2 separate regions of the Homo sapiens genome follow, and region 1 is linked to region 2. Evidence: read pairs that join two places in POLR2A ChIA-PET (ENCODE). Cell type or tissue: OCI-LY7. All regions are shown on one strand. Each heading gives the region's core, and the rest is flanking DNA. Links, peaks and the distances in the headings are about the cores only.

Region 1 (4,000 bases), core at 1-4,000, 150 kb before region 2:
AACTCTGTCACCCAGGCTGGAGTACAGTGGTACGATCATAGCTCACTGCAGCCTCACACTCCTGGGCTCATGTGACCCTCGCACCTTAGCCTCCCAAATAGATGGGACTACAGACGTGCACCAGCACACCCAGCTAATACTTTCTTCTTTGTAGTGATAGTCTTGTGCTGTTGACCAAGCTGGTCTCGAACTACTGGCCTTACGTGATCCTCCCACCTTGGCCTCGCAAAGTGCTAGGATTACAGGCATGAGCCACCACACTAAGCCAGTTCATAATTTTTAATAGATGAAGGGTAAAAATCAATTTGTCATCTCCAGTTATAAGTAAAAGATCCATCACAAGGATGCAAGCATCTCACACCTCAAAAATTTAGATAAACTTAAAATTATCAAAACAAATAATGCTGCTCAATGGGAATTTACTATTTTTTTTAAAAAATGCAGTTTTGTATTCACTATGCTAAAATCATTAAGATTTCAGCAAGATGTTGACAGATCTCTTAAAATACACATGAAACTTCCGTGAAGTAAAACCAGCAAAGATAACCAATAACTCATTTGTAATGCAGTAAAAAGCTGGATTTATTTTGTCAATAAAAGTGTGTATTTTACGCAGGTGTCTATGTGTGTAACTGAAACAGGAATAGCTTGTAAAGATTAAGCTATACTCTCTCCAGGCACAAGGTGTATGTATGCAAGGAGAGCAACCACAGAAATTGACGTCAAAGTAACTTGGGAAAAGATGTCCACCAGGATTTAGTGAATTTGAGACCAGAGAGACAAAACTAAATATTTTAAGTTTCTGAGGATGAAAGGTAATTTATAAGAGCAATATTATATGTGTATTCTAAAATATACGAGTATTTATAGTGCTATCCAAATATATCAAATACAGTTGACCCTTGAACAATATAGGGGTTGGAGGCACTGACCCATGCAGTTGAGAATCCATGTATGATTTTTATTTTTATTTTTTTTTGAGACCGGGTCTCACTGTGTTGCCCAGGCTGAGTGCAGTGGTGCGATCACGGCTCACTGCAGCCTCGATCTCCAAGCCTCAAGCGATTCTCCCACTTTAGCCTCCCAATTAGCTGGGACCACAGGCACACACCACCATGCCTGGCTAATTTTTTTAAAAAATTTATACAGACAGGGTCTTGCTATGTTGCCCAGGTTGGTCTTCAATTCCTGGGCTCAAGTGGTCTTCCTGCTGGGATCAGAGGCATGAGTGAGCCCCCATACCTGGCCACATGTCTAACTTTTGACTCTCCCTAAAAAGTTAAAAAGTTAATTACTAGGCTGAGCGTGGTGGCTCATGCCTGTAATCCCAGCACTTTGGGAGGCCGAGACGGGTAGAACAGGAGGTCGGCAGTTTGAGACCAGCCTGGCCAACATGGTGAAACCCTGTCTCTACTAAAAATACAAAAAAATTAGCCAGGCATGGTGGCGGGCACCTGTAATCCCAACTACTTGGGAGGCTGAGGCAGGAGAAATCGCTTGAACCTGGGAGGCAGAGGTTGCAGTGAACCAAGACTGTGCCATTGCACTGCAGCCTGGGTGACAGAGCGAAACTCTGTCAAAAAAAAAAAAAAAAAAAAAAAGTTAACTGCTAATAGCCCACTGTTGACTGGAAGTTGACTTACTGATAACATGAACAGTTAATTAATACATATTTTATATGCTGTATTATATACTAAATTCTTATAGTAAGCTAGAAGAAAAAAACTGCTATTAAGAAAAATCGTAAGAGAAAATCACTATTCATTAAGTGAAAGTGGATTATGACAAAAGTTTTCATCCTTGTCATCTTTAGGTTGAGTAGACTGAGGAGGGGTTAGTTTTGCTGTCTCAGGGGTGACGGGGGAAGAGATGAAAGGGGAGGCAGACACACTCAGTGCAACTTTACAGACATAATTTGTTTTGCTTTTTCATATAGTATCAATCCTTCTTCCACCACTTGCTTTAGTTTCAGTGCCTGTATTATAGAAGGGTCCATGTCATAAAAGTCAAAAGCAATGTCTTGACTAATAGAAACCCTTCTGCCAGGCTGTCTAATGTCAACCTGTTTTCTGGCAGTGCCTCTTCTACTACTACTTTCTCATCTGGCACCAGTTTGGAAGCACTCATCTCCATCAAGTCACCTTAATTCCTCTGGAGGGGTGTCTTTTAGCTCTTGAATTTCTCCAAGATCCATATCTTGAAACCCTTCACCCCACCTTCTTTGCCATATCCACAGTCTCTTTCATGATTTCCTTGACTGCCTCTGTCATAAATCCTGCAAAGTCATATGCAACAACTGGACACGGTTTTCTCTTGCAGCAATGTACTCTTTCAGGCTTGATGGCTTTCATGGCTTTTTCTAAAACAATGATGACATCTTCAGTGGTGTAATCCTTCCAGACTTTCATGATGTTCTGTCTACTGGTGTCCTCTTTAACAGCACTGACAATCCTTTCCATAGAGTATCATGTGTAACGAGCCTTAAAGTTCCTTAAGACCTCTTGATCTAGAGGCTGAATTAGATATTGTTGTGTTTGGGGACTCATGGGCTCCTAGGTGGCCAGGGGCATTGTCCAGTATCAAAAGAACCTTAAAAGGTGATCCCTTATTGGCAAGGTACTTCCTGACTTCAGGGATAAAGCACTGATGGAACCAATCCAAAAAAAGGGTTCCAATTGTCCAGGCCTCCTTGTTGTATAGGCAAAAGACTGGCAGCTGGTATTTATCTTCTCTGTTTGAGGCTCCAGAGTTAGCAGCTTTATAGCTAAGGGCAGTCCTGATCATAAACCCAATTGCATTTGCATAAAACAGTAGAGTTACCCTGTCCCTTCCTACATCAAATCCTGGTGCTCACTTCTCTTCCTTACAAATAAATGTCCTCCGTGGCATTTTTATTTTCCAGAAGAGGGCACTTCTGTCTGCATTAAATTATCTGTTCAGGCAGCTATCCTTTCTCCTCAATTATTTTTTCTTTTTCATTCATTCATTCATTCATGAATGAATGAGACCGAATCTTGCTGTTGCCCAGGCTGGAGTGCAGTGGTGTGATCTCGCTCACTGCAACCTCTGCCTACTGGGTTCAAGCAATTCTCCTGCCTCAGCCTCCATAGTAGCTGAGAATACAGGCATGCACCACCACACCCAGCTAATTTTTGTATTTTTGATAGAGACGGGGTTTCACCGTTGGCCAGGATGGTCTCGATCTCTTGACCTCATGATCCGCCCGCCTGGGCCTCACAAAGTGCTGAGATTACAGGCATGAGCCACCGCGCCTGGCCTCAATTATTTTCTTAATAGCATCTGGGAACTCTTGGTTGGCGGGAGCTGCTTCTCCTGTTATCTTGACATTTTAAAAGCCAACCCTTTTTCTAAAATTATTAAACCATCCTTTACTGGCATGAAATTCTCCAGCTTTAGATCCTTCACCTTCCTTTTGCTTTAAAATGGTCATATCATCTTTTTCTTTTTTTTTACTTTTGAGACAGAGTCTGGCTCTGTCACCCAGGCTGGAGTGCCATGGCACAATCTCAGCTCACTGCAAGCTCCGCCTCCCGGGTTCATGCCATTCTCCTGCCTCAGCCTCCCGAGTAGCTAGGACTACGAGCAGCTGGGACTACAGGCGCCTGCCACCATGCCCGGCTAATTTTTTGTATTTTTAGTAGAGACGGGGTTTCACCGTGTTAGCCAGGATGGTCTCAATCTCCTGACCTCGTGATCCACCTGCCTCGGCCTCCCAAAGTGCTGGGATTATAGGTGTGAGCCACCGCGCCTGGCCTGCTTTTTCTAAAATCACATTACAGTCTGTGGGTATCATGCGCCCAGAAAGCTGCATTTTCTTTGTCCTTTTCTTTTGAGACATGTTCTCACTCTGTTACCCAGGCTGAAGTGCTGTGGTGCAATCTGGGCTTACTGCAATCTCCACATCCCAGGCTCAAGCGATGATCCTCTTGTCTCAGCCTCCTGTGTAGCTGGGATTACAGGTGTGTGCCACCACATTTGG
Region 2 (8,608 bases), core at 4,156-8,155:
CAGAGGATGCAGTGAGCCGAGATCGTGCCACTACACTCCAGCCTGGGTAAGAGGGTGAGACTCTGTCTTAAAAAAAAAAAATATATATATATATATATATATGTGTGTGTGTGTGTGCGTGTGCGTGTGTGTGTATGTGCGATATATATATATATCACGTTGCTTTAGTTGATTTTGTTGATATGTATACCAAAACTTAATCTAGTTGTTGGTCTCATTTCTTGTCACTATATAATACTGTGGTAAATATTATGCAAATAGTCATTTTTCATCCTTTGAATTACTTTTCTTTTTTTTTTTTTTTTTTTTTTTTAACATTTCTAAGATTTTCCTTACTGGGAGTAAATAAATTGTATTTCTCTCTAGCCTGGACAACAGAGCAAGACCCTGTCTCTAAAAAAAAGGGTAGGGGCGGGCAGGGAGAAGCAGCAGCAGAAGAAGAAGAAAAGAAATTAAATAATCCATAGTGACTTGTTAAAGTGCCATGTATTTCTCATTCAATTTCACAACCTTGTGAAACCTTGTAGTTACTATTACTATCCCACCCTATCAAAAACAAAATCTACAGATAAGGCATTGAGAGGTTAAGTAACTTAGTATAATTAAGTGGCAAAACCCTTGAAACTATTATGTTATATTAACTTGTTATGTAATAATGTACTTTATACATGCTACCAACATCCAAAAGTATAATGCTGTCAACTAGGTCAGAGAAGTAGGAGACACTGGGAAGAAAAAGAAAGGAGGGGGAAGAGCTTGCAAAGGGGTGCCATTTATTAGCCTTTTGGTTTTGTTTTTTAAAACTATACAATAGACTGGGCACAATGGCTCAAGCCTGTAATCCCAACACTTTGGGAGGCAGAGGCAGGAGGACTGGTTGAGCCCAGGGGTTCAAGACCAGCCTGGGCAACATAGGGAGACCATGTCTCCACAAAAAGTTAAAAAATCAGCAGGATATGGTGGCGTGCACCTGTAGTCCCAGCTACTTGGGAGGCTGAGATGAAGAAGTATGCTTGAGCCCAGGAGTTGGAGGCTGCAGTGAGCCGTGATCATGTCACTGTGCTCCAGCCTGGGTGACAAAGTGAGACCTTGTCTCAAGAAAAAGGAAAAAGAAAAAGAAAGAAAGAAAGAACAAACGAACGAACGAAAGACTGTATAATAAAAATTTTTAAATGAAAATAAAAAATAGCCAGATAAAATATAATGAAACATTTGATAAACTGCATTAGATATTTGCTCAGTGTCAAGTCTGCAACCCTGTGATTAAGTGCAAGGCATGTGTTAATATTTAAGCCCAGTACAGTATTTCTAAGATGAGTTGAACCCTACCTGGTTCAAAAGTACATGCTCACCTCATGCCTGCTGTTGGTATATGAGCTAAGTACACGTATCCTTCAAAAAAATAATCTGGCAACATTTACCGAAAGCCCTAAAATTGTTTTATACTCTGCTCTCGTAATTCCATGACTGAAAATCTAGTATTTAAAAAAAAGGAGGCTTTTACTCAGTTACTGTATCATTATCTATGACAGTTATAAAGTTAAAATTAAAAAGACATAACCTAAATGATTCGCTATAGTTGTTTTTTGCTCATTATCATCCCTTCCTCAGGAAAACTACACCTCATCCAATTCATGTCATCTCAAGGGGACTGTCAATCCTGGCTTTCTGTGGGTTCCCCAACTCACCCTAACCACAGCCACCACAGTGGCTACCCTTGCTGTAGCTCATCTCCCAGGTTCCAATGATTGGTTAAGGAACTGACAATCAGAATTGATTACCAACAACACAACTGACATGTGGACATCAGGAAAGAGAAGCTGTCTTTCAAGTGTGGTTGCTAAGCTAAAGGTATATGTCTGGGGCTCCAGAAGCAAGAGGCTAGAAAAACCCAGAAAGGAGACAAAGAAACCCAATGACATTACTTGCAACCTTGGATCTAGCTGTTTCCAAAGCCATTCCATCACCCTCCACATACAATACCCAGTATGTGAACCAATACACTCATTTTTTAACTTAACAAAGTCGTGTTGTTATTACGTGTAACCAAAGGATTCATGACTAACATCCTACCTAAAGAAGAGTAGTTAACCAATTATAGTGCATCCATTCAAGGAAATAACATTGACAGAATAGTGTAACTGTTAAGAGCATGTACTCAGCCCAGTCTGAATCCTGGCTCTGCTAAATATTCTCTATGTGTGCCTGGGTACATTCCTTTTTTTTTTTTAGACAAGGCCTCACTCTGTTGCCCTGGCTGGAGTGTAGTGGCGTAATCACGGCTCACTGCAGCCTCAACCTCCTGGGCTCAGGCGATCCACCTCAGCCTCCCAACTAGCTGCAACTACAGGCGTGCACCACAATGCCCGGCTAATTTTTGTATATTTTTGTAGAGACAGGGTTTCACCATGTTGTCCAGGCTGGTCTCGAACTCCTGCGCTCAAGCCATCTGCCCACCTCAGCCTCCCTAAATGCCGGGATTACAGGCATGAGCCACTGTGCCTGGCCCTTGGATACATTACTTAACTTCTCTATGCCTCAATTTCCTCATCTATAAAGTCGGGATAATAACAGGACTTCATGTGATTGTTAGGAGAAGCAAATGAATTACTATTTACAAATGCCGGGAATAGTGTCCAGCATTAATAAATATGTGTATCTTTTTTTTTTTTTTTTTTTTTTGAGACGGAGTCTTGCTCTGTCGCCCAGGCTGGAGTGCAGTGGCGCCATCTCAGCTCACTGCAAGCTCTGCCTCCCAGGTTCACACCATTCTCCCGCCTCAGCCTCCCGAGTAGCTGGGACTACAGGCGCCCACCACCACGCCCAGCTAATTTTTTTGTATTTTTAGTAGAGACAGGGTTTCACCGTGTTAGCCAGGATGGTCTCGATCTCCTGACCTCGTGATCCGCCCGCCTCAGCCTCCCAAAGTGCTGGGATTACAGGCGTGAGCCACCGCGCCCAGCCATGTGTATCTTTAAGTAAATGAAATAAGTATCTTTAAGTAAATGAAATAAGTAACAGAGTAGTATACAAAGTTGAACTAAACTACATATTTACACAGATGTTTAAAAGAAATCGGCAAGGAAAAGGGAAATTTTATATTTTTTATGAGGCAAATATACAGTATCAAAAAAGGAAAAAAGTAAAACATGTCTCTGGTCTTAGGAGACAGGATGAGTATGATTAGCCTCACACAAACCCCTCTGACCTTCACCAGAGGAACTACATTCATCCTCAGATAGGAAGCACTTACCTAAGTGTCCAGTGGGGAATCATGAAGTCACACAACTTATCATATTAACAGCAAGAATTTAAACCTAGTAGTTTATTTACTCCAGCTAATTAGTTTTCAAGGAAAAGCACAAATTTATGAGTATAACCAATTCTTAACAATCCACATAGATGAAGAGGAAAAAATATTTTAAGTCATCCCCCCAAAATACTTATATTTGGCTAATGAATCTATGTAGAATATAATCACTTTTATTTAAATACAGGTTAAATTGCCTTCTTGAAATTCATTAAATTTCAGACCTAATGATGAAGCCACATTGGAAAAATTTAATTCAAGTTTGACAACCTACCACCTGGATCTGCTCTGCTCTGCATATCTTTCCACTCCATGACTGATAAATTCCTATCAATCCATTCAAATCCTGCCTCTCAATTAGGTTTGCTATATAATACATGCTACCAAAGGTTTTGTTATTGTTGTTGTTGTTGTTGTTGTTAGCAATAAAAGAATTAAAACTAAGTATTTTTTTAAAATACTTTTTTACAGATTAGCTAGACTGCACATCCTCTTCCCCTTGCCCATACTGAATACTATTAACAGAGTCAAAGATCTGCCACTAAAGCATTATAATTTAGTTTAAAGCCTTGTCCATCAGGTTATAAAGCCTCCACAATAAATAGACTGCTCCGATACTGACAGTGGGAAGTTTTTTGTTCAAATTCTAGTATTTACTTGTTATGGCTCCAGTGGGTTTATGAGGCCAAAATATCAAGATAAATGGAATTACAAATTAGATTATCTAACATGGAAATAAAATTTTTCATTGATGTATCTCTAACATTTTCCATGAATGGACAAAACTTATCTTAAAAAAATGAAGTGTAGGATTTGCACAGCTGGTACAGCTTTCTAAATTGGGTTGTTTGGTTGGGGTTTTTGTATTTTTTTAAATCTTATCTTCACACGTGTATAAAAACTCATGCAAAAAAAAGTTAACAAAAGTTTAGAAGTAAAATGAATAAGCCTGGAAGTCTGATTAGTAAGTTAAAATCTGCTTAGGAAAAACTACTAAAATACTAAAAACCAAATTTTCATATTTTAGGCAATATATCCTAGTGATTAAAATACACCAACTTGGTTCAAATCCCCATCATGTACTACTCTAGGTCACACTGGTAAGTCACTTTACTTCTCTGTGCTTCAGTTTTCTCATCTGAAGATGGGAATAACAACTGTATGTAACTCAGAGTTATGAGATATAAGAATTAACATGTGCGAACACAATAAACTTTAGCTATTACTGTTACTGTTATCCATATCACCCTCTAAAATATAGTTCACTTAAGAATTACTAAAATAAGCATCTTCCTGGGTCTGAAATATGTGCATACCATGATATATAGAGAGATGATGTATGTGAAACAGTCCTTTGACAAAACTTTTAGTTGAGTGCCAACTCTGTAGAGGATGTCCTCCTGTGCACTGAAAATACGAAAATGAACAAAATATAGTCTCTGAATTCAAGACCTTTCTGTCTAGTAGACAATATAAATAAAACTATAATAAAAGTAGCATGATGCAGATGCTATGGAAACAGACAATCCTGTGAGACACTAAACAACACAGGCACTTAACTAGGGGCAGACACAGGGGTCCCAGATAAAATAAACTCCAGCAATATTTTCTGAGGAACAATCACCTACTTACTTCACTTCCGGGTATCACACTGTTATTTACGCAATTTATATTATTAATATATTAATAAGTGTTTTACAAAAAACAAGACTACCTATCACACTACTTACCATGCTCATAAACTTAAATACCCTTTGGTATTAATGAAGATGTTTTCTTTTTTCTTTTTTGAGACAGGGTGTCACTGTGTTGCCCAGGCTGGAGTGCAGTGGCATGATCATAGCTCACTGCATCAACTGCAGTCTTGAACTGCTGGGATCAAGGTGGGATCCTCCCACCTCAGCCTCCCCAGTAGCTAGGACTACCGACATATGCCACCATACCCAGCTAACTTTTTTTTTTTTTTGAGACAGGATCAGGCTAGTCTCAAACTCCTGGACTCAAGCAATCCTCTTGCCTTGGTCTCCCAAAGCTGGGATTACAGGCCTGAGACATAGCACCTCGCCTGATGATATTCTCTTAAAAAAACAAAATATAACCTTGCAAAGGTTATACTGCCTCTTCAAGAAACATTTCTTTCACCAATAAATAAAAGCTACAAACTTTCCCCTAATAAATTATATTACGACTAATGTCACAGGAATGACAATATTTTTGAGCTGGAAGAGACCTTTGAGAGCCTCTAATCCAATGCTCTCATTTTACAGATGAAAAGAGGCTGTAAAGTATAATGGAAAAAAAAAACCAACCTGAGAGTCAGAAAACTGAATTTTGGGCCCAACTGTCTTACAGTGAAAGCCTGTGCAAATTATCTGCTTCCTCATCTGTAAAATGAGAGGTTTGTACTAGATTGCTTCCAAGATCCGGTTCAGCTCTGTAATTCTTAGTTTATGGAACTGAAGCAGAGATAAGCAACTTGCCCAAGGTCACACAGCTAGTTAATAGCAAAGTAAAGACTATCCTCAGATCCCAACTACAATCACTTTCTCCCCTATACCATACTGCTTCTACTACTTCATAACAATATTCCTGTAATTTATTTTAAGATTCTTGAAAATTATTAACAAGCATGAAGGAGTTTATGAAACTACATGACTGATTTCTACAGCTCTTCTATAGGAAATGAGCTTTAAATCCAAATGCAACAAGTACATGAGGTCTCAAGCTGGGTATTATTACTTACTACACTTATTAATATTAAATTGACCCCAAGAAAGTTATGAGAATTTATGCTTAAATTCCCACCACCTAAAAATCCAACTCACAGAAGAGATTATGTGCCATGCAAAATTAAAATATGAATTGTTATAAGTAATGATACATATTATAGGTATAATTCTAGGAATAAGATGAGAATTTAAATTCTTCATTTTATGTTCTAGTTATACTTAATATGCATTTTAAATTCAAAAGAGATCAATTTAAACACTTTTCTTTCTTCTTCCCTCTTTTCAGACTCTCTAGCTTTAAAAACATTAGAATAACTTAAGCATATTACTTCTGAAATCACGTAAACAATTACAAATAAAAGACTATATAAACTATGCTCATAATTTCTCTTACAAAATTGAAAATCAGCCCCCATAGTATTCTAAAATTCTGTGCTGAAATATATTACAACTCTACTAAACTGTATCATAAACAGCATTTGGTTCTCTAAAATGTCTTAAGCTTATTATATTTCACAGGGAATTTAGCAAGATTTCATGAAGACTGATCTTGCTGACACAAGAAAAGACAGAAAAATCCTCAGAGGAAAAGCACAATAAAAATGCAAAATAGTAATAAAGTCAACAACAACAGTAGTTTCATACTACTGACTTGCAAGAACATTCAAAAACGTTAATGAATATATATAAGTATAGTTTAACTATATTTAGGGATTTTTAAAAAATCACAGAATGTTTACATTTTTAAATTGGATGAAGCCTTAAGTCACTAATCCAATAGCACTCATCGTAAGAATCTACAGAATTTATCTCCACCTCCCCAAAAAATATGTCCCTGTAGTCCACTTTAAATTCTCAAAACTAACTACTTCTTTCCATTGTTGTTAGCTGTTGCGAGTTCCATTGTTGCTCCACTGTTCCACTGTTCCAAGTCTAGTTGTCATACAGTTCTTACATTCTGGTAAAAAATTAGACTGACCTCAATGTCTTCCTAATTTTCACCCGTTGGTCTGCCTTCTAAAGCAGGAGAATGGATCTATTCTCCCTCCTATTTATTAAAATTAACAGGTTTTTAAATCCTATTTACTGAAATCCAAGTTTCTTAAATACCTGGAGACAGCTATCACGTCTCCCAACCGTTAGTCTCTTCTTTAAATGTATCTTCCATAGACTTCCTGTAGGTCCTAGAGACATTTTTGGAATACAATATGCTTTCACATTGTCAGTAACTTAAAAAACAAAAAACAAAAAACTGCCACTTGTTGAATTTTGATGTAATACCAAAGAAGAATACTCACTCTTTCCTTTTCCAACCATATATCTACATGAAGCTGGATTCTCTTCACATATCTCAACCAAAACATCATAACAGACTGAAGGCAGACAAAAAATCCAGCTGTCTTCTCCAAGTAAGCCAGAAATCAAGGTGATTTGCAAAAATATAAAACAATGCCACTGGTCTAGTTTCTTTGGTTTTAGGACATATTTATTCTTCATAAAAAATTCTATTTACAACACAGTTTAAATTAATAAATATATTTGAAATTGTCATTTAATTTCTAAAAGAGCAAATATTAGTAGATATAATCTACATAAACCTAAATCTCTTGGGGTCCTCAATAATTGTTAAGAGAGTAAAGAGGCCCTGAGGCCAAAAGGCTAAAGCATAGTCTATTTCTCATAAGATTTTCAAACCTCCGTTCTGGTTTCTCTCTTTTATCTCTCTCCTCTAATATGTAAATGTGCCATTGTAAAGGAGACATCTGTCACATATCTATTCATGAGCTAGAATCCTTAAACACATAACCCTGTCCTCCTCCAGCTAGTGATTTCAAAAAATTAAAGGCCTACAGGGCCATCTGGTACACCTTCGTTTTTAACATCTCATTACTAAATCATCTGAAGTCAATTACTTTAATTCTTCTAAGGAATGCAGTCTTTAAATATGGAAACAGAGGAAGTTTACAGTTTAATCGAACTATCATGCCATCTTTTTTTTGAGAAAGTATCTCACTCTGTCACCCAGGCTGGAATGCAATGACGCTATCTAGGCTTACCGCAGCCTCCACCTCCCAGGCTCAAGCAATCCTCCCAACTCAGCCTCCTGAACCATGCCCAGCTAATTTTTCTATTTTTTGTAGAGACAGGGTTTCACCATGTTGTCCAGGCTGGTCTTGAACTCCTGAGCTCAAGCAATCCACCTGCCTAGGCCTCCCAAAGTGCTGGGATTACAGGCTTGAGCCACCACTCCTGGCCCATACAATCTTTTTGACCAAGCTTTCACTATTTACAAAAAAGTAAAGCAAATTATTTATAATTGGCAGGTTGGAGCAGGAAAGAAAATGCAAGTGTTCTATATAATCAATCATCTGATTCTCAGCAATAACCCATTCAAAAGTACCCATGTACTGATATGCAAAAAAACCCAACTACTTATCTAGCCAATATGACACTAGGTTCCTAGACTTCAACAAAGCAAAACTGGCCTTTACTTGAAAACCTTTTTAACTCGTCACTCCCTTAATCACAGGATTATAGAAGACAAAATGGGATGGAGATTATAGGTTTA

Evidence for each region. ChIA-PET counts read pairs that join two places held together with the same protein. Peaks named below come from ENCODE experiments on the same cell type or tissue, not always from the same donor. Only the 100,000 strongest peaks of a DNase experiment are listed, where the experiment ranks them.
Region 1: POLR2A ChIA-PET joins it to region 2 with 6 read pairs; 9 of 35 experiments call an interaction of 5 or more read pairs at or near these places.

The regions. Positions count from the first base shown.
Region 1 is chr2:170,998,799-171,002,798 of GRCh38, forward strand. All of the region lies in intron 18 of TLK1 (tousled like kinase 1), which reads right to left. Among named protein-coding and RNA genes, the nearest start is that of GORASP2, 72 kb to the left of the region's middle. In OCI-LY7, for the core only: no CTCF peak of the experiment used is centred there; no DNase peak of the experiment used is centred there.
Region 2 is chr2:171,148,811-171,157,418 of GRCh38, forward strand. The region is part of intron 1 of TLK1 (tousled like kinase 1); the gene reads right to left. Among named protein-coding and RNA genes, the nearest start is that of TLK1, 7.8 kb to the right of the region's middle. In OCI-LY7, for the core only: no CTCF peak of the experiment used is centred there; a DNase peak (open chromatin) is centred at 5,701; H3K4me3 peaks cover 2,086 bases; H3K27ac peaks cover 712 bases.